Linked DNA regions of Homo sapiens: regions 2 and 3 are each linked to region 1. Evidence: read pairs that join two places in POLR2A ChIA-PET (ENCODE). Cell type or tissue: PC-9. All regions are shown on one strand. Links, peaks and the distances in the headings refer to the core of each region. The heading gives the core; the rest is flanking DNA. Region 1 overlaps PXT1 (peroxisomal testis enriched protein 1). Region 2 overlaps C6orf89 (chromosome 6 open reading frame 89). Region 3 overlaps STK38 (serine/threonine kinase 38).

Evidence for each region. ChIA-PET counts read pairs that join two places held together with the same protein. Peaks named below come from ENCODE experiments on the same cell type or tissue, not always from the same donor. Only the 100,000 strongest peaks of a DNase experiment are listed, where the experiment ranks them.
Region 2: POLR2A ChIA-PET joins it to region 1 with 6 read pairs; 2 of 35 experiments call an interaction of 5 or more read pairs at or near these places.
Region 3: POLR2A ChIA-PET joins it to region 1 with 7 read pairs; 5 of 35 experiments call an interaction of 5 or more read pairs at or near these places.

What each region holds. Positions count from the first base shown.
Region 1 is chr6:36,423,745-36,431,211 of GRCh38, reverse strand. It overlaps PXT1 (peroxisomal testis enriched protein 1), which reads left to right. Exons shown (of 5, transcript NM_152990.4): 3 at 5,121-5,298. The coding sequence starts at 5,130. Among named protein-coding and RNA genes, the nearest start is that of PXT1, 15 kb to the left of the region's middle. In PC-9, for the core only: a CTCF peak has its summit at 2,204; a DNase peak (open chromatin) is centred at 3,261; H3K27ac peaks cover 574 bases.
Region 2 is chr6:36,901,517-36,908,609 of GRCh38, reverse strand. C6orf89 (chromosome 6 open reading frame 89) reads right to left here. Exons shown (of 9, transcript NM_001286635.2): 4 at 6,176-6,389. Among named protein-coding and RNA genes, the nearest start is that of C6orf89, 19 kb to the right of the region's middle. In PC-9, for the core only: no CTCF peak of the experiment used is centred there; no DNase peak of the experiment used is centred there.
Region 3 is chr6:36,500,631-36,508,097 of GRCh38, reverse strand. STK38 (serine/threonine kinase 38) reads left to right here. Exons shown (of 14, transcript NM_007271.4): 8 at 496-598; 9 at 1,454-1,515. Among named protein-coding and RNA genes, the nearest start is that of STK38, 43 kb to the left of the region's middle. In PC-9, for the core only: no CTCF peak of the experiment used is centred there; no DNase peak of the experiment used is centred there.

The DNA of each region.
Region 1 (7,467 bases), core at 2,025-4,524:
ATTGCTATGGACAAGAGCCCATTTTATAGTATAGTTTTTCCATAATTACATTTCCAAATTTATCTTACAATGAACACTTTTAAAATGACAATTTACGGCCAGGCATGGTGGCTCACGCCTGTAATCCCAGCACTTTGGGAGGCCGAGGGGGGTGTATCACTTGAGGTCAGGAGTTTGATACCAGCCTGGCCAACATGGTGAAACCCTATCTCTAGTAAGAAATACAAAAATTAGCTGGGCGTGGTGGTGAGCTCCTGTAATCCCAGCCACTCAGGAGGCTGAGGCAGGAGAATTGCTTGAGCCTGGGAGGTGGAAGTTGCAGTGAGCCAAGATCGCGGCACTGCACTCCAGCTTGGGCCACTGCACTCCAGCCTGGGTGACAGAGCGAGACGTTGTCTCAAAAAATTAAAAAAAAATTAAATAAAACGACAATTTACTAACAATATTATGCACTCAGATTAACGTAGTATATAAGTTTTCTACTGTTGCTGTAACAAATGACCACAAACTTAGTGGCTTAATACAATACAAATTTATCTTACAGTTCTAGGGGTCAGAAGTCTAAAATGAGTTGGCAGGGTTGCATTCCATCTGGAGGCTCTAGGAGAGAATCCATCTCCTTATCTTTTTCGGCTTCTAGAGGCTGCCTGCATTCCTTGGGTTATAGATAGATTCTTCTCATGTCATTCTGACCTCTGCTTCCATTGTCACATTTCTTTCTGTGAATCTGGCCCTCTTGCCTCCCTCTCTAAGGATTATATGATTAGGTTGGGCCTAGCTAATCCAGGATAATCTCTTCATCTCAAGAGCTTTAATATAATTACATCTACAGAGTCCATTCTGCCTGGTAGGGTAACATATTCACAGGTTCTGGGAATTAGGATGTGGACATTTTGTGAAGCTGTTATTTAACCTACAACACATAGACAGCAAAATGTGAACCCATAGATGAATTAATAATTAATGGACAGAAGAAATGATAAGAGATTTACTTTTTTTTTTTTTGAGATGGAGTGTCGCTCTGTCACCCAAGCTGTAGTACACTGGTGCGATCTCACCCCACTGCAACCTCTGCTTCCCGGGTTCAGGCAATTTTCCTGCCTCAGCCTCCCAAGTAGCTGGGACTACAGTCATGCGCCACTACGCCTGGCCAAGTTTTGTACTTTTAGTAGAGACAAGGTTTTGCCATGTTGGCCAGGCTACTCTCGAGCTCCTGATCTCAAGTGATCCACCTATCCACCTATCTGGGCCTCCCAAAGTGCTGGGATTACAGGCGCGAGCCACTGTGCCTGGCCAAAAGCTTTACTTCTAATGTATTTTAAGCTTTATATCAGAACAACCCACAAAGAAATAAATTATTTTATTAAGTAAAAACTTTCGTAAATATATATCAAAATAATAAGACTTAGCCCAGCATGGTGGCTCACGCCTGTAATCCCAGCCCTTTGGGAGGCCGAGGTGGGTGGATCACTTGAGGTCAGGAGTTCGAGACCAGCATGGCCAACACGGTGAAACCCTATCTCTACTAAAAATAAAAAATTAGCCAGGCATGGTGGTGTGCACCTGTAATCCCAGCTACACAGGAGGCTGAGGCAGAAGAATCGCTTGAACCTGGGAGGCGGAGGTTGCAGTGAACCGAGATTGCACCATTGCACTCCAGCCTGGGTAAAAGGAGTGAAACTCCATCTCAAAAAAAAAAAAAAGAAAAGAAAAAAAGAAAAAAGAAAAGTGAAGAAAAAGAAAATAATAATAATAATGACAAGATACCTAACATAAACCAGTAATTATTAAATAGACAACATACATCAACTAAATGGTTGCTGAAGCATCTGCAGATATATTCTCATGCTTTCATGAATTCTGAGATTTCCTGGTTATATAATATTTTCAGGTAGGGCCAACATTTCTTAAGGGTAATTATGCAATTTTTTTTTTTTTTTGAGACAGGGTCTCACTCTCACTTTGTACCCCAGGCTGGAATGCAGTGGTGTAAACATGGCTCATTGCAGCCTCAATTTTCTGGACTCAAGTGATTCTCCCACCTCAGCTTCCTGAGTAGCTGGGATTACAGGTGTGCGCAACCACTAGGCTAATTTGTGTATTTTTTTGTAGAGACCAGATTTCACCATGTTGCCCAGGCTGTTCTCAAACTCCTGAGCTCAAGTGATCAGCCCACTTCAGCCTCCCAAAGTACTGGGATTCCAGGCATAAGCCACACCACTTCTGGTCCTGACATATATTTTAAAATAAGTTTTAGGCTGTGCGCGGTGGCTCATGCGTGTAATCCCAATACTTTGGGAGGCCGAGGTGGATGGATCACCTGAGGTTGGGAGTCCGAGACCAGCCTGGACAACTTGGTGAAACCCCGTCTCTACTAAAAATACAGAAATTAGCTGGGCTTGGTGGCACCACTGCACTACAGCCTGGGTGATAGAGCGAGAGACTCCGTCTCAAAAAAAAAAAAAGTTTTAGATGAAAAATATAATTAGCATTAATTATTTTCAATGAATACCTATTAACATCCTGCAGTATTGTTTGGGGGAAATTATAATAAAAACCTACTTGGGAAAAATAAAATCCAACATTCTTGATAGTTTAATTTAAAAGGCTGTGGTTAGATATTTTATTCTCAGTTGTCTAGCAATGTCACATGAATGACTAGTACAAAATGACAGTTTCACAATGGGCTAATGGGTAAAGCTGTCAGCCGGCCAGCTCTTTCAGGTAAGAAACTCGCCTGGTAGCTACATCTTGATTATCAACTTTGCTCATTTAGGAATAGTTGTCTTTTTTTTCAGTCTCGCTCTGTCGCGATCTCGGCTCAGTGCAACCTCCACCTCTAGGGTTCAAGCCAGTCTCCTGCCTCAGCCTCCCGAGTAGCTGGGACTACAGGTGCGTGCCATCACGCCTGGCTAATTTTTTGAATTTTTAGTAGAGACAGGGTTTCACCGTGTTAGCCAGGATGGTCTTGATCTTCTGACCTCATGATCCGCCCGCCTCAGCCTCTCAAAGTGCTGAATTACAGGCGTCAGCCACCGCGCCCGGCCAGGAATTTTAGTACTTTTATCAGTTCATCCAGGGCTGATCTGGCTCTGACACATGAGCTGAACAGCATGTCTTACCTGACAAATCAAATTAGGGTCAGAAGTTTGCCTAATGAGTCCAGTTAAAATGCCAGGCTGCCCAAGGCACTAAAAATGCCCAGAAACCCACAACACCTCATTTCTCAGCTCCCTATCCCCCAGTCTGGCCTGAATTACAAACTTAAGCAATACATTGAGGTAGCAGTCTACACTGGAAAATATGGTACATTTGAAAAACGATGAGTCACAATTCTATTTGACAATCTTTCTCCCCTTGGTTTGTATGGCTGGCCGTCCAGTAAAGTACAGTACAGTGGCCACTGGCTGCATGTGGCTACTGAGCACCCAAAATATGCCTAGTCTGAATTGAGATGTGCTGTAAGTGCAAAATGCATACCAGATTTTGAAGACTTGACTTAAATTAATAAGAATGTAAAATATTTCATTAATAATTTTTTATATTGATTACATGTTGAAATGACAATATTTAGATTTATTTGGGGATATATTAGATTAAATAAAATATATCATTAAAATTAATTTTACTCATTTCTTTTTACTTATTAAATGTAGCTACTAGAAAACTTAAAATCATATATGTGGTTCACTTATTTTTATTAGACAGCACTGATGTAAGGCTCCTGAAGTCCACCTCTATTATCTTAGCAGCTCATTGTGGTCTTAGCCATTCTTTCCCTTTCCAGTAACTTAGATTTAGAAGTTAGAATAGAAGGTAGATTTAGGAGGTAGAACAGAAAGTTTTGAACTCTGTGGCCACCCTTCAAGTCAAAAGAATTAAATGCCCAGGAAGACAACAAGTCATAATGCGGCCGGGCATGGTGGCTCACACCTGTAATCCCAGCACTTTGGGAGGCTGAGGAGGGCAGATCACGAGGTCAGCAGTTTAAGACCAGCCTGGCCAATATGGTGAAACCCCGTCTCTACTAAAAATATAAAAATTAGCTGGGCATGGTGGCACGCACCTGTAGTCCCAGCTACTCGGGAGGGTGAGGCAGGAGAATTGCTTGAACCCAGGAGGCAGAGGTTGCAGTGAGCCGAGATCTGCACTCCAGCCTGGGCGACAGAGCAAGACTCTGTCTCAAAAAAAAAAAAGAAAAAAAAAGTCCTAATGCAATTCTTCATCTCATTTGGATTGATTCTACAATATTGGAGGGGAAAAGGGAAAGGGGGCGGAAGAGTAATCTTCATATTAGTGTCTGCAGAGACAGAATGTGTGTGTATGAAGGATCAAAGAGGACTATGAGAATTGTTTTGGGGAGGAAACACACACACACATGAGGAAATAGGACAAAGAGTGTGTTGTATTCCATCTCCACCCCTCTCCGCCTCTCTAGGTTTTGATCTACTTTATTTTGGCTATACCCATTTGTCTCTCTTTTTCTCAGTGTACCAATTTACACACTTCCCCTGATGGAATGTGGCTCTTGAAAAGAGAAGAGGCCAGGTGCTGTGGCTCACGCCTGTAATCCCAACACTTTGGGAGGCTGAGGCAGGCGGATCACCTGAGGTCAGGAGTTTGAGACCAGCCTGGCCGACATGGTGAAACCCTGTTTCTACTAAAAATACAAAATTAGCCAGGCGTGGTGGCGCATGCCTGTGATCCCAGCTACTCAGGAGGCTGAGGCAGGATAATTGCTTGAACCCAGAAGGCAGAGGTTGTGGTGAGCCGAGATGGGGCCATGGCACTCCAGCCTGGGCAACAAGAGCAAAACTTCGTCTCAAAAAAAAAAAAAAAAAAAAAAAAAAAAAAAAGCGAGAGAGAGAGAAGAAAGACTAATGGGAGATAAGGATGCAGGCCGGTGTAATAGGTGATAAGGATGCGGCAGCCTAGAAAGATGTTTAACTAAATCGAAAAAGACCTTAGGGATCACTCTGGTCCACCTTCTACCCCAATCCATAACTCTCTTATATGTGGAATAAATGCTGCTGATATTGTTAAAACATTAATATTTATCTAAAATACCAAATATTTACTGAGAAATGGGGGAAAGCCTCTGAAAATATGTTTTTCAACAGGGAAAAAACATGAAGAAAAAACATGATGGCATTGTTTATGAAACTAAAGAAGTTCTCAATCCATCTCCCAAAGTAACACATTGTTGCAAATCACTGTGGTTAAAATACAGTTTTCAGAAGGCATACATGACCCAACTTGTCAGCTCCCAGCCAGTTCCAGCCATGTCAAGGAACCCAGGTAAGATATTTGGATTAAACTAAGATAAATAGTTTACTTAGCATGTGTTTTTCTTGCTATTAAGACCATAAAATTGGACATTAAATATATATATATATATATATATATTTTTTGTTTTTGTTTTTTGAGACAGAGTCTCGCTCTGTCACCCAGGCTGAAGTGCAGTGGTGCCATCTCAGCTCTCTGCAACTTCTGGCTCCTGGGTTTAAGCGATTCTCCTGCCTCAGCCTCCCGAGTAGCTGGGATTGCAGGCGCCCACCACCACGCTGGGCTAATTTTTTAAATATTTTTAGTAGAGAGGGGGTTTCACCATGTTGGCCAGGCTGGTCTCGAACCCCTGACCTCAACTGATCCCCCCTCATAGGCCTCCCAAAGTGCTAGATTTACAGGCGTGAGCCACCGTGCCCAACCCACATTAAATATATTATTTAAATATGAACTATAAGAAAATCTATTCATCCCAGTTCTTAGGTGGCAAAAATCTAAAAGTGACTTTGCTTCATGGTACTAAATCTCTTTAGTTTCCATTAGCCCTGAATCATTGCTGTGACGACCAATTAAGGTAATCCCAAATGGGCTAAAATAGATCAAATTTATCTTTTAATAAAAATTAGTCTTTAAATTGGACCTGACAGTGTCAGTATTGTTAAGGTAGGGAACATTCAGATTAGATTTCTTCTCGATTTTGCCACTAGAGGAGAGAACATGAAGGAAAGATACATTTGGAATTTTGCTTTGCAAAAATGTGTGATTCCTAAATGCCCCAGAATGCTGGAAAATTAAAGTTTTATGTTTTGAAGAGCATTAAAGGACAGTGTTAGGTAAATTTATGAGGTTTTAGGCTTTTAGATAAAAAATATGCTAGATACCTGAGAGGGATTATGAACATTAACTTCAACCTAATATCTAATTTTAAAAGAATTACATGCCACTTGAGAAAGGGAAATTTCAAGCATCCTGATAGTTGCTTGCCACCACACCAGATTTTTTTTTTGAGATAGAGTCTCACTTTGTCGCCCAGGTTGGAGTGCAGTGGTACAGTCTCGGTTCACTGCATGCCCGGCTAATTTTTGTATTTTTAGTAGAGCCGGGGGTTTCACCGTGTTGGCCAGGCTGGACTCCTGACCTCAAGTCATCCGCCCGCCTCGGCCTCCCAAAGTACTGGGATTACAGGTGTGAGCCACCGCGACCGGCCTGGTATCCATTTTTTAGAAAGCACTGAATTGACTGAAATTTTGAATCTTCATCTGTTTTTGTATTTGTTTTTGTTTTTTTGAGACGGAGTCTCGCACTGTCACCCAGGCTGGAGTGCAGTGGCGCGATCTCGGCTCACTGTAGCTCCGCCTCCCAGGTTCACGCCATTCTCCTGCCTCAGCCTCCCGAGTAGCTGGGACTACAGGCGCCCGCCACCACGCCCGGCTCATTTTTGTATTTTTAGTAGAGACGGGGTTTCACCGTGTTAGCCAGGATGGTCTTGATCTCCTGACCTCGTGATCTGCCCGCCTCGGTCTCCCAAAGTGCTGGGATTACAGGCGTGAGCCACCGCGCTCCGCCTGAATCTTCATTTGTTAATTCCGTTGTCAACAACAATTATTCCCCAAAGTCTGAGATTGTGTCACCTATGAACACCTTCTAGGAACTTGTAATTTTTTTTAAGAGACGTAATTCACTTAACATAAAGTTCACCCTTTTAAAGTGTACGGACAGAGGGTTTTAGTATACTCACAACGTTGTGCAATCGTCGCCACTATTCTAAGATTTTATGTTTTATTGTAAACTCTTTCCAGTATGTTTTCACACTCTACCTCCTGATCCTCAGATTCCTTGTGAAGCTGATCGCTGTCTTCCGAGGCGTTCTGTGGGCGTTGCTACTTTTGCCTCAAATGCTTTCCTAATTACAGTTTCACTTCAAAAGAAGAGGCAGGTGAAGTTACTAACGCTGCTGCCCTTGATTTAGAGTTAACAACCCACTAGCTAACGTACATGCTTGTTTTCATGCCTAGAACTCCCGTTTTACCATACGCGAGTTATATGTCAAATCTCATTAGTGACTGGTAGTCTGGTGGGCCACCAATGTGCTTTCAACGCCTGCCAAACAATTAGAAACCAGGGATCTTCCAATAAAGTGCTGTCTCCCATGTCCTCCCACTTCTGGCCCAGGACACCTGG
Region 2 (7,093 bases), core at 4,594-7,093, 470 kb before region 1:
AAAAAGTATTTCTATTTATATATATTAAGTATATCTATTTGTATAGACATGGAAAAACTCAGAAGGATGTATACCAAGTTATTATTAGCAGTTGCTTGAGTAGAAAAGTTAAAAGGATAGAGATGAGAAATATTACTTTATTATAAGTATTTTTAAATATCAAAATATTACACCTCTTACTGTCTTTGTATGCATGTATTTTATGTACTTTCCAAGTCAAAATGTCCTTGGAGATCATGAAAACTGAAGCTGAGAATTCAATGCTGAAGTGTAGAGGTAAATCATCTCAGAAGGCTGGCCCCAGAGAGGTATCTGACAGGAGCAGAGGTGGCCAGGCTGGTGGCCCGCAAAGAAGGAAGGGAAGTAACAAGAAAAAAGGATCACTGGAATGGGGTAGCCTATGCCATCCACCTGAACTAAGGGAGCCCAAACTTTAAAAGAAAGAACTACTTTTGATTTCTCTGTAGCCTGAGATCACCAAGGTGGATAAAGCATAAGCTTAGAGAGAGGAACGGGCAAACGGTGAACTAGGGGTGGAGGTAGGGTGCAGGCTCCTCTTCCTCTCCCCACAGAGTCCCTGACAACAGAAAGAGATGTGGCCAGACTCCAGCTTGGCCTCTGTCCATCTGAAAAGGTTTTGTCTGACGTGTTCTCTATACAACTGGCTGGAGCCATCATGCCACAAAGTGAACAAAATTCCATCCTGGGAAACAGCCAACAGCACACAGCCAGCCGAGCCCATGCCACCCTAGTTTACGGCTTTTGACTACCTAATATGCTGCATCTCACTTCTTTCCAGCCCTCCTGTTTCTAACCACTTTTCCTGAAGCACCAGACAGAAAAGTCAGCGTAAATTATATAGCAACTTCCTACTTTTAATTTCTAAGGCTTCTTTACTCCAGATATCCCTCATACCAGATATTTTAAACATTTTTTAAAGGTATGACAGAGAAGAGAAATCCTACATATAAAAGTTCAATAAAGCTTATAACTTGTATTTCAAGTTTTCACTATGATTTGGAATGATTTCACTGTTGGAGATGTCAAAAACAGTCTCTCAGACAAAACACAGCCTTGAAGTCAACGTGCAGAGACCATAACTATCCACCCTTCTTTACAAGTTGGGCACTGGGCAGAAAAATGGATGGGCCAGCGTCTCACCCATCAGGGAGCTTCCTGGTGCCTGAGAGTTATTTACAAGAAAACTCACTTAGGCTGGTTCTCTGTAGACAACCATAACATATCCTGGAATTCTGAGTGGGGAGAGTACTGTTACATAGATTATTTACCTGGCAAAAACAAAACAAAACAAAACAAAACAAAACAAAACAAAAGATTTCTTTCCAGGACAAAAAACTCCCTCTGGATAAAAAGGATAGGGAAGAAAGAAAAGAACAAAGCCAATACTAGCTCTACAAGAGCAGTGGTTTTGTCTGTTTTGTTCACTGCTTTGTTGAGAACAGTGCCTGGCATATATAGCAGGGTCTCAATAAACATTTACTGAATGAGTGAATGAAGTTGGGGAGAGGGAGGAAGGGATGGAAGGAGGAAAAGAAGGAGGGAGGAAGGCAGGAAGGCAGGCAGGAAGGCTGATTTTTCAGAAGCTTTAACAATAGAATTAAGTCCATGGGGAGAAAAATCAAATGAGCAATCTGGATTCACAGAAACCTCAAAATAAAGATTAAATAAATATAACTTCATCATTTCTTGCATTATAAATATAGCCAAGAAAACCCTGCAAAGCCCATGACAAAGTTCCCATGACTTTCACTAGTGTGTGCTCAATATTTAATCAGGCTGCTCTCCAGAAGCTTGTTTGTGCATAGCACCTCTTCTAGTACCCCGGGCATGAGGCAGGGGTGAAGCCTTGACAATGAAGGAGGCTTCTGCCAGGTCCCTGCATGTGTGGCACCATGCCCAGAGCCATTTTCACACACCGTAGAGGGAAAGAGCCCAAGAAATCATTTCACCAACAGCCTTGCCTCCAGGAAGCAATGCATTTGAACCACTCCAAACCACAGAGAAAGTCTATTTTCATGAGTTCTCACTTGTACAAAAATTTGTTTCTAAATGTGAAAATTTATTATCAAAAACACAGCAAAAGAAAAAATTAAAAATAAATAAATGTGAGACTTCAGATAAGTCAGTCAATCCCCTTGCACATCAGTTTCCTCATCTTTGAAATGAACATAAAAACAGTATCTACCTTATGTGACTGCTGTGAAGACTGAGAAATAAACTGCACGGCACAGTACCTGGTATACAGTAAGTGCTTGACAGAGCTGTTATTATCACAGAAGGTAAGCTTATTTTGCAAATAAAAGAGGAAGGTTTTCCTTGCGGTCTAAGCAGTTCATCTTTGAGCACAGATCTGGACTCTCTAAGTCTTACTAGATTCTTAGTTTGAGGCCAATAAATGATTTGCTATTTCCAAAACTTCTTGATGTTGCTGGATCTACTTCATCCTTCCTTTGAAGGTTACGGGATGCATCGAGTTCCAAATGTGTGCCTTTTCACTGTATGTGAGAACTATCCCAGGCTTCCTCAGTAGAAATGAATATGTTATTTTTAAGTTGGCCAGAAAATGACCAAAGTAAAAAAAATAATTGGCTGAACATGCTAGCGCCTGGCTTGACTGAGGGCAGAGATGGCAGGCTGTAAGTGTGATATCTTGGACAGAATGCTAGAGGGAGTTAAGAAACTAGGGTTCAAGTGTGATTTTGCCACTTTTAGCTGGGTAAGCAAGCTCCTTTACCTCTCCTGGCCTCAGTTACCTCTTTTATAAAATGGGGTATGTACTAGATTAACTCTAAAATTCTTTTCTGGCTTTAAGACTCAATGATTCCATGGAAATGGTAAAAACCAAGGGGATGGCCGGCAGGAGTAAAGTGACTATAAAGATATGAAGCCAGGAGGGGAGAAAAGCAGTAAGAATGTGAATGTAAAGAGAAAACTCTGGGTCAGTAAGAGGAAGGATTAAGTCAGTCAAATATTATCCATAAGGGTGCAGACTAGGGAGGATGAACTGGGCTGAATGTCAGGGTGCAGACTAGGGAGGATGAACTGGGCTGAATGTCTAAGACAACACCAGGTCGGGAAAATTCTAAAGGGTCAGAAGCTTGGAAGACCACTTATCTTTGGAACAGCCAGAAAGAATATTGTCTCTTCAGGGACTAGGGAGTTAAGAGAAAGTAACTGATGATCCGAGAGAGACAGTGGTAGAACTCCAACATCAGACTTAAAGCTAGACTCTTCAGGTCTACTGCACAGCTACAGACTACTCACATCAGAGGCGAAGGGCTCAGACTCTGAAGACTGGCTGCCTGGGTTCAAATCATGGCTCCGTGACCAGACCTGGGACCTTGAGCAAGTGACCTAACCATACTGTGCCTCAGTGTCCTCATCTGTAAAATGGGCATAAAACCTGAAGCTACCCTATAGGGATGTTGTCAAGATTAAATAAGCCGATATATGGAAAGCCCCCTGAACAGGGTCTGGCATCTGGTAAGTAATAAACAACTGTCAGTTTATTTACTTATTTTTTGCTGCAGAGCGGGATGTTTCCATGACTCGCTGCAAAGTCACTTCATTCTTCTTATTGAGAGCATTTAGGGGCAGGATTTCCTATCTAAGGCTGAAATCTAGAAAAAGAACCCCACCTCTGTCACCTTTTTGTTCCCTGGGTGGGGTCAGGGGAAACTTCCAGTCATTGGTGGTGGTGCCTCTTGTACATCACCAAGGCTGCAGCTGCCCTCCATCATTCCCGAGGTGCCACTGCAAGGAGCACCAGATGACCCTGGGAGTGTGAGACAGGCCAGCACTTCAGGAAACCATATGGGGTTTCCTTTCGGGAATCTGTCACACCATTCTCCCCTTGCATTTACTTTAAATGTATGGCCAACTAATCCTAACCTGAAGGTAGTTGTTTTTTGATACCAGGACATTAAAAAATGATATATTTTTACTTTTCCTGCCCTCTTACAGGCCCAGATTAAGTTGCACTTAATTCTCCCTCATGTGTTTCTGTTTACTCTTCATATAATTACGTGTTTTTAACTTTTCTTCCAAATGCTACGCAAAATGCTGTTAGTTTCACATGTCTACAGCTTCCCAGAATTATCATACATAGGAAAATATGGTGCTTCCACATCCACATTTACAAGTAAAAACAGCACTTTAATAGAATCAACAACATTAAAGAGCTAAAGCCACACCCTTCCAATGCTCACTCGCTCTCTCTACAACTGAGCTCCAAGGACTCATTTTATTTCCATCTGCAAGGCAAAATATTGATTTGAAGTAGTCCAAATAATCCAGCTTGTTTACAAGACACTAATGTTTCTGGAATGTTTAAACTATGATTTAGAGAAGAAGCGAGCAGTGTTCATTGACGATGCCCCATTTCTCAGTTCAACCGTGTATGGAGATTTACTTTATAGGACTGGGGAAGAAGATAATGCCATCAACCAGGTCAGGAAAACTCATCAGGAGTTGCCGTTAGGGAGGCTTTGAGGGGAAGACAGTCAGGAAAGGAGACTGGTGTGTCTGAGGAAGAGGCACAGACTGGCCTAACTGACAAGTTTCTCTCGCTGTTTCCTCCAAACACTTTGAACCGTTCTAATAGGAGTTTGAGACTGCATTTTTTTTTTTTTAGCTCTGTTGGTGACATTTCAAAAGCAACCTTCCCAATAAATACAAGGAAGTTACATCTGAAATTTTCAAATGAAATATCTGAGCTGTTGATTTTTTAAAAAAAAACAAAAACTCCTGAGGTGGAATTCTTGTCTTACAATGTTCCCTTCCTCTGATTTTGATACAATTTTGGAAACCTTTCCATGACTTCCTCAAGTATACAAAAATAGCTTTCGATGGAGACCCAATCCAAGGGATGATTTTTATGACTCATTAGATCTTAAAGAATGACATTATGAGACCATCCTGGCTAACACGGTGAAACCCTGTCTCTACTAGAAATACAAAAAATTAGCCGGGCGTGGTGGCGGGCACCTATAGTCCCAGCTACTCAGGAGGCTGAGGCAGGAGAATGGCGTGAACCCAGGAGGCAGAGCTTGCAGTGAGCCAAGATCGCACCACTGCACTCCAGCCTGGGCGACAGAGCGAGACTCCAACTCAAAAAAAAAGAGAATGACATTATGATTATAAAGCTTAAATACATTTTTTCTGAAAGCATTTTTCCTAAAATTTAAGACACATTCTAAAAGTTTCGGATCATGGTTACACAATAAATTCTATAATCCATTTGTGATATTAATACACATATTATTCTACATTGCCAAATAAGATAAACATCACCAAAAAAATCCCAAAATAATATCCCCCTTTCTCAAAAAGTAAATTTCTTTACACACACACACACACACACAAAATTGGAGGCAGGGTCTCGCTATGTTGCCCAGGCTGGTCTTGAACTCCTGGGCTCAACCAATCCTTTTGCCTCAGCTTCCCAAATTGCTAGGATTATAGTTGTAAACCACCACACCCAGCCTGAAAAAGTAAATTTCAACTCTTATTACATGTTAACACTGTTCTCAAAAGGAAACCCCTCAAATAGTCTATCAGACTATGAATTCTTATGCCACCGATGCACTGTTACTAAATTTATGTGTTTTTTAATTTCTACTTACTGGCAAAATTGATATACTTTAGAGGACTAAATTAAATGAGCTGTGACAGACAGAAGGACTAAACTGAAAGAGTGGGATATACCCAGACAAAAACCTAGCCCAATAGGCCAAGGACTGTTAGAGGACCTTTAGAAGCAAGCTGAACTCGGTTGCTTTCAATAAACCAATACCTATGTATTAAATATGCATTATGGACAGGAATCACAGGAGAGAAAAGGATGAGATACAATCAAATCCTTTTTATGGGCAAAGACATTTGTCCCCATCATGTGTGTTCTGGAATTTGGGGGTGTGTATTTGGCTCTACCAGATGTTCCTCTAGCGAGTTTCTTAATCTCTCTGACCCTTGGTTTCTTAATCTGTGAAACGGGGATAATAAACCCCATCTCATAGAGTTTTAGTGGGGACTGAATTAAAAGATACAATATAGGGAGCTTGCCTCTCATTAGGTATCAATAAATGTTACTTCCTTTCCTATCATATACTGTCAAGAAAACTATATCTAATAAGTAATAAATGTTGCATTTTACCTGGAAAGGGTCTGTCTTCATCACCCCCATGCAGAGGAACTCCCTTATTTTCTGACATGTACTTCTTGGCAATGGGCAAGGACATCAGCCTAATGTGATGGATGAGTGAGCGCCAGGTGTGAGCTCCAGAAAGCACTGGCTCAGGTGCTAATGGGCTGAAAGGTTGAATCACAAAGTAGGCAGTGAGCAAGATTAATCCCAAGGTTGCGAGAACCTACAAGGAAAGATAGAAAAGGCATTAATCCCAGCAAACAAATACCTTAATACCAAGAAAAAAAACAAAACAAAACAGGCTTCTTCTGCTACTTCCAATGTGCCTTAAGAACTAATCCATTTTCATAAACAAGCCACTTAGGTTTACTTCTGGAAGAATTTAGAATTTGAGAACTATAGGGACTGCAAGGCTCACCAAGCTGCTACCATATAATCAGTGTATTTTAAAATTCACCATTTAAAAATACACAGGCTGGGCATGGTGGCTCTCGCCTGTAATCCCAGCACTTTGGGAGGCCGAGGCGGGCAGATCATGAGGTCAGGAGATCGAGACCATCCTGGCTAACACGGTGAAACCCCGTCTCTACTAAAAATACAAAAAAATTAGCCAGGCATGATGGTGGGCGCCTGTAGTCCCAGCTACTTGGGAGGCTGAGGCCGGAGAATGGCGGGAACCCGGGAGGCGGAGCTTGCAGTGAGCCGAGATCGCGCCACTGCACTCCAGCCTGGGCGACAGAGCGAGAGACTCCGTCTCAAAAAAAAAATAAAAATAAATAAATAAAAATAATAATAATAATACACAAAGGGGGCCGGGCGCAGTGGCTCACGCCTGTAATCCCAGCACTTTGGGAGGCCGAGGCAGGTGGATCACGAGGTCAGGAGATCGAGACCATCCTGGCCAACACGGCGAAACCCTGTCTCTAC
Region 3 (7,467 bases), core at 1,864-4,363, 77 kb before region 1:
GTCGGACGTGGTGGCACACAACTGAGGTCCCAGCTACTCAGGAAGCTGAGTTGGGAGGATTGCTTGAACCTGGGAGGTCGAGGCTGCAGTGAGCCATGATCACGCCATTGTACTCCAGTTTGGGTGACACAGCAAGACCATGTCTCAAAAAAAAAAAAAAAAAAAAATTCTGAATACCATATAGAAACAGAGGAATATTTGAGTACAAGAAGTAGTAAAATTGTCTCTAGATGCTATGGAGGGGTCAGCTATGTTTAAAAATCAGTATTTGGATAAAACCAAAGATGATATGCAGAAATGAAAATAGTTTTATTAGTATAATAGGATTTGGGATTAAAAAATTTATCTGCAATTACATGATTTTTCCTATCATAAAAGAAGGAGCAGTGTACTTTGGCTGTAGAGCTATAATGGATGCTGGAAGGAGCAGAACGTAATGTTCTGTTCTACCTCCAAGAATACTCATCCATCTATCACCTTGTTTCTTCCCCATAGGGCCATGTGAAACTTTCTGACTTTGGTCTTTGCACAGGACTGAAAAAAGCACATAGGACAGAATTTTATAGGAATCTGAACCACAGCCTCCCCAGTGATTTCAGTAAGTGGTAACAATTACGTTAGCCTTTTCGTTCTAACTGGGCCTAGAAGAGCTGTTTCCCTTGTAACCAAATTAGAACAGATAGGAGATTCTCACACTTTGAGTATGTAGAGAATAAAAATACCTTCCCAGGTTTGCCTGTGATTTGTGTTGTCTGGTGAGGCAAGATGAATGAGTGGGTACCAAGTGTGTGAAGGCAGAGGTTGAAAGGGGTCTTTAGAGGTCTACTGGGAAGGTCACTGGGGATGAGTATGGGACAAGCAAGCAGAAGTAGTAGAGGAAAAACTCCTGGGAACAGTTCTGGGCTAGATTTGTCCTGGGCTAGATTTGTCCTTCATGACAGAAAGAAGTTTATCTTTATGACAGTCACTTCCATTTGAGCACTATGAAATCGTTGACAACTATGTAGTAAAATTTCAGTTCATCCTAGAAAAGCATATGTCAAATCATGTATCATAAATTCAGATGTCCCTGATCATATAAGTTACTACTACTTGGAAAATTGATGGTAATTTTGAGAAATTGTGACTGTTTTAGGTCCACGTTAGGACCTCAATTCTAGTTGAGACTGAATTCCCTGTAATTCTGATTAAGTCCTGTACTGTATCCTCTGCCACTTGATCCACATGGGAGTGCCTTTTACAACTCTGTGTGAGTCTTTTAAGTTAATGCTTTACAGCCTCTGATTTGGGTTTACTGTAAACGTACTAGGATATGTATCATCTGGAGCTTTTGATGTATGAGTAGAAGAAAAGCAAGACTTTAGGGTCTCATGTGACTTGAAAGAGCCTACTAAAAAAAGTAGTAAACATTTTGGTCTGAACTTTGACTGCAGCTTGTATTCTTTACTTTCAGCTTTCCAGAACATGAATTCCAAAAGGAAAGCAGAAACCTGGAAAAGAAATAGACGTCAGCTAGTAAGTAATATCTGTGGCTTCTGAAATGCTACAAACCAAGTATGAATAAGTTCAAAAGATTTTCACATAAATTTGCATTTGACAAATATTTGCAACATATCCCTTGCTTTTAAGATTACCTAAAGAGAGTGCTGTTGTTAGGTTGGTAGGACCGAAAGGAATCTTTTGAAGGAGGACAGGTAATATTAGGTTGTTTTGATTGTGACATTTTCCGTGGGCGACCTCATTCTGACCTTTTAGCTTGGTAACAATACCTTTCCTTCCTGCCCCACCTTTTCTCCATTTTCATAGTGGTAAAGGGGTTATATTTAAGCTGGAGATCTGTCAGAACTAAGTACAAATACCTACTTAGAGTTTTCAGGCATCAATTCTCAAACTTTTTAAAAATTTTGATCCACTCGGGCAAGGGCAAGTCAAGACTCCTCAATTCATTTGCCTCACACTTTCTGACTTTGTGATGTAAAAAAGAACTTACTTATAAAGATTGGAGAGAAATATAAAGGGAATGCTTATTACTTTATATGCATTTGACTTTGTGCCTATATAAAATTATGTCCTACAGGCTGAAAAATAAGAAACATCGTGTTTACCTTGATAGTATGTTGGAAGTACAAATTTACCAGTGAAATATTGCTGTCTAAGCAGAATTTATTTTTTGCCAATAGCTGATAAATTGGTTCATGTTTGAAGTTCAGTGTACATGTTCCAGTGTCCAGTTACTGGAAAGTTATTGGCCAGATAATAGAAATGCGTATCACTACATTCTTAAGCTTTGCAAGAAACCCATAGCAAATGAAATTGATGATGGTAAAGCCAAACTAACATTTGGTCATTAGAAAGCAGAGTAGCAGCAATGGGAAACTGACTAACTTGGAATGATGGTCATGCAAATGTATTGTCTGGAAATGGTAGCACTTCCGTTTGCCCACATATATGGTAGTAACTTGGCAAGTTTACCAAATACTGTGTTTCAGTCAGAATTCCTAGTAAAATACTGATTTACAGTTCTCTAGAGTACCTTTAATAACACTCTTAGTAGGTCACTAATAGGTGGATGTCAGTTACATGTGAAAATGGAAGCCTATGGGATGGTTTAAGGAAGAGTCAAAGGAAAGCCTTGCATTCGTTTTGATTTATTTGAAGCCCACCTATCAGTGGGGCCTCAGACAATATTTACTTGGGAAATCTTCAGTTTAGTACAGTTAGTTACAAAATAGTCTCCCTTCCTTGGGAACTCTGCGACTCTTTAAACTTCTGAATTCTGTATGTGGTTGAAAAATGGTTTATCTTGTTGAGGATTAGGGAGTGTCAGGAACAAATTTGGTCAGATGCTTCTATTATGTCTCTCCACAGAGGAGTAGTTTTTAACCTTGGTTGCACAACAAAATCACTTGGGGAACTTCAGAACATGTTGATGTCCAGGTTCCACCCACAGAAATTATGATTCAGTTGGTCTGGGATATAGTCTGGGTATCTGGTTTTTAAAAGACTGAGTGATTCTACTGTGCAGTGAATGTGGAGAACCTCCACTGAAGAGGTTATGTCTTAAATAATAGCTCCTGCGTTGTTGGGAAACTAATATTTATCTATTTTTTGGAAACAGAAGGTAAGGAATCTGTGATTTCTTTTCTTTCTTTCTTTCCTTTCTTTTCTTTCTTTCTTTTTTTTTTTTTTTTTTTTTTTTGGAGGCCAGGATTTAACCTTTGGCTACTGTGCTGACAAGTATTTTGGGGATAAAGCTTAAGTGTTTTGAATTGTTCCTTATATTCCAAGACAAGCTTTGTGCTCTTTGATGTGTACCCAAGGGTCATGTCATGATTAGAGGAACCATTTCTATAGTTCTATAAGGAAAGCAATTTCACAATTTTCGTATTTGCAGTTAAATGTCATTTAATAGTTAAAAACATTTTTGAAAATCTGAATAAACTTAAGGCCCTGATGCTATGGTTAAGGTTCTTGCCTTTTTATACTATATACAGTAGAAATGGGAAAGTGTAAATTAAGGTCATCTTCATATTATCTCTTTTCATAACTTGAAGAAAATGAAGCCACCTCTCAGTCTTCCAAATGTTAATTAACTGTGTTACTTTGACCTTTTGTTAGTGATCCCATTCAGCTAGTACCAAGCTGAAGATTGATATTCGTTAATGGTTAATATAAATTTACTGCTCTAGGTTAAGCCTAACATATGTAATTGCTACTCAGCCTATTACTTTTTAGTCCATTGGGAATCACTAAAAAAAGTAGAGGCTTTAGCTTCATTCCTCGGCTGCTTAAATCATATTGTAATGTTTTAAATTGTTATGTCGTCCTGTATAACCTTAGGCCCCAGTAACTGATTAATATGAGTCAGCTTTAAGTTAATTACAGATATAAAAGGTAATAGACACATAGGCATCCAATCTTGGTCAGTTTAATTTTTTAGGGTTGAATTTACAGAAGTGAGTAGGAAATTAAATTGCTTTATTTCTTCTAAAACCCTGACACAAAATCATAAGGTTAGAACACATTCAGTTGAAATGACTGTTAACAACCAACAGAGCTATTCCAGATAGCAATTTTCATTGACACTTGAAATACCCAGACAGAAAAAAGGAGAAACTGGAGTACAGATTTACGAGGTTGGAGTTGGAGGACACCCTGGTGTGGAAAACAACAAAGGTTTGGGAAGGGGGCAGTCCTTAGATTGGAAAGGGCACACCTGGTACAGATGGTGTGGTAAAAAGTGTGGTAAAATGCGAGCGAGCTCCAGTGGCAGACTCTAGTTTCTGGAATAAGAGCAATACTTTTACCTTCACAGGTTTGAGCCTGTTGTTTGCTATATTTTATAACTCGTTAAGAGTTTTTTTTAATGCACTGGTATCTTGAAGGAGTTCTTTTCCTCTGGCAGTAGACCTCTGGTTTTATAATGGAAATCTTTGAACAAGTAAGATCTGCTTAGATTTACATTCATCTTTGGTAGAGTAAACCTCATCTCTAAATTAAAGAGTTTGTAATTTCTTACCTTTATGATTAGAATGAAAATTCTTGGAGAGGGCCTAATCCACATGTCAGTTTTTAAAGCTTAAAGACAAAAGACAACACTGGCATTTGTGTTAATATCTGCATTTAAATATATATCATACACACACAAACACACACACACACACACACTTAGCTATATGGAAAAAATGGATCCCTACCTTACAGTATATGCAAAAGTCAATTCTAGATGGGAAATTAAACTTTAAAAATTTTTAAAGAAAATACAGGGCAATATCTTTATGACCTCAGAGTAAAGAGGGATTTCTTAAACAAGAACTACAGCTCATAAAGGAAAAAGTTGGTTTATTTTATTACTTTAAGGAAAAAAAACCTTCTATATATCAAAAGACGTAAAGAAATGAAAAGACAAGCCACACAGTACAGCTACTTTGGAATTATCTTTCAGAATTCATGTGTACACCCTACAGCGCTGCAATTCTACCCCTAGTCATAGGCCCTGGAGAAACTGCACATGTGAACCAGGAGACATTCAGAAGAATGTTTATTGCATTTTCATAATAGCAAAAGACTGGGAATAATCCAGTGTCCATCCACAGGAAAACAGTTACATTCTGGAATAGAATATTTTGCAGCAGTAAAAATAATTGAACGAACAGCTACTTGTGACAGTGTGAATCAATTTTAGAAACAAAGTTGAGAGGAAGAATCTAATAGCAGAAGACTGTATATAGAATGGTACCATTTTAATAAAGCTCAAAAATAAAACTAAGATCTCATTTAGAGAGATAGATGGCAAAATTCTTTTTAAAAGCAGAGGAGTGACAAAACACGAAATTCAGCATAGTGGTTAAGAGAAGCAGGAGAGACGAGGAGGAGTACATGTTTAGCTTTAATAATATTGGTATTCCTTGGTTCTTCAGTTGAACTCGTGGCTATTCATTTTCATGATTATGCATTATAATTTGATAATGTATGTAATTAACAGATGTATGTATGTGACATATTTACTTTTGGTAACAAATACTACTTCATTAAAAAAATCACAATAAAAATAACAAGCGTCAATCTGGGAGAAGATACTTGCAGTATACAAATATCTTAAACAGATTAATGTCCTGAATTCATAAAGAATTCCTATGAATCAATAAGAAAAAGGACAACACAACTTAAAAAATACTAATGGACAAAGGATCTGAATAGGAATTCATAATAAAAACCTGGATGGCTAATTAAAATATGAATATGTGCTCAACCCTACTTGAAATAAAGTAAATGCAAATTAAAACAAGATCCCAGCCATGCTGGCACATCCCTACAGTCCCAGCTACTCAGGAGGCTGAGGCAGGAGAATCCCTTGAGGCCAGGATTTCAAGGCTGCAGTGAGCTATGATCATACCACTGCACTCCAGCCCGGGTGACAGAGCAAGACCCCATCTCTTAAAAAGAAAAAAAAAGAGATCCCATTTCATATTCATCAGATTGGTAAAAATAAAAAAAAATCTGACAAAGCCAAGTCTTGATGAGATATGGAGTACCAGAAGCTAATCCCCACCGGGGTTGGTTTAAATAGGGACTAACTACTTTGGAGGACATGGAAGATACCTCAAGTTTAAATGCTTATAACCCAAGGCTCAGCAATATTCTAGTTAATACTCTAGAGGAATGCTTGCACAGTGCCCAAGAAGGTATTAAAAGAATGTTTATTCAGGTGTTATTTGTCATAGTGAAATACTGGAAGCACTGTAACTGTCCATTACAGAAGAACGGATAAAAACTATTGTGACTAATTTATATAACAGTATAGCATACGGCAGAGAAATGAGTGAACTAGAGCTACATGAATAAATCTCAAAACGAATGTTAAGACAAACAAGGCCGGTTGCGGTGGCTCACTCCTGTAATCCCAGTACTTTGGGAGGCTGAGGTGGGTGGATCACTTGAGGTCAGGAGTTTGTGACCAGCCTGGCCAATGTGGTGAAACCCTGTCTCTACTAAAAATACAAAAAATTAGCCAGGTGTGGTTCATCTCAAAAAAAAAAAAAAAGACAAATGATCTGAGACAAATATGGCAAATTATTAATCTTTTTAATGTGGGTAATGGGTCTGTATTGTATTGTCTGTTCCTTTTTTCTGTATGTTTGTAATATTTCATAATACATGTTTTAAAAACAATACAACTGTAATTTAAAAAATTATATAATATTTAAAGCACCTAGATCAGAGCCTTACACATGGAAGCCCTCAAATGTTAAGTACATTAGGAGGCTTTGATTGTACTTTCTCCTCTTATTTTGCAGTCCTGGTATGTTAGAGTAGAATACTGGAATGCAGAAAATGTTTCTCTTGGTCAGGTGCGGTGGCTCACACCTGTAATCCCAGCACTTTGGGAGGCTGAGGTGGGAGGATCACTTGAGCCAGGAGTTAAAGACCAGTCTGGGCAAGATGGCAAAACCCCATCTCTACAAAAAAATTAAAAAATTAGCCAGGTGTGGTGGCATGCACCTGTGGTCCTAGCTACTATGGTGGCTGAGGTGGGAGGATCTCTTGAGCCTAGGAGTTTGAGGTGAGCCATCATCGTGCCACTGCACTCCAGCCTGGGCCCACAAAGGGAGACCCCCATTTCTTAGAAAAAGAAAACATTCCTCCAAGAACTATATACAAAAACAATTAAGTTTGGTAAATAGGTATTTATAAATGTTTAAGTTATAGGATATAACTTTAGCTTTTGATCATATAGCTTCCCTTTATGATTGTGTCAAATCAAAGAATGTGTATCATAGAAAGAGGGATGGTTTGGAGTAAGATACTATAATTCCTATTTTTTTTTTTTTTTTTTTTTGAGACAGAGTCTCACTCTGTCGCCAGGCTGGAGTGCAGTGGCACGATCTCGGCTCACTGCAACCTCCGCCTCCCGGGTTCAAGCGATTCTCCTGCCTCAGCCTCCCGAGAAGCTAGGACTACAGGTGC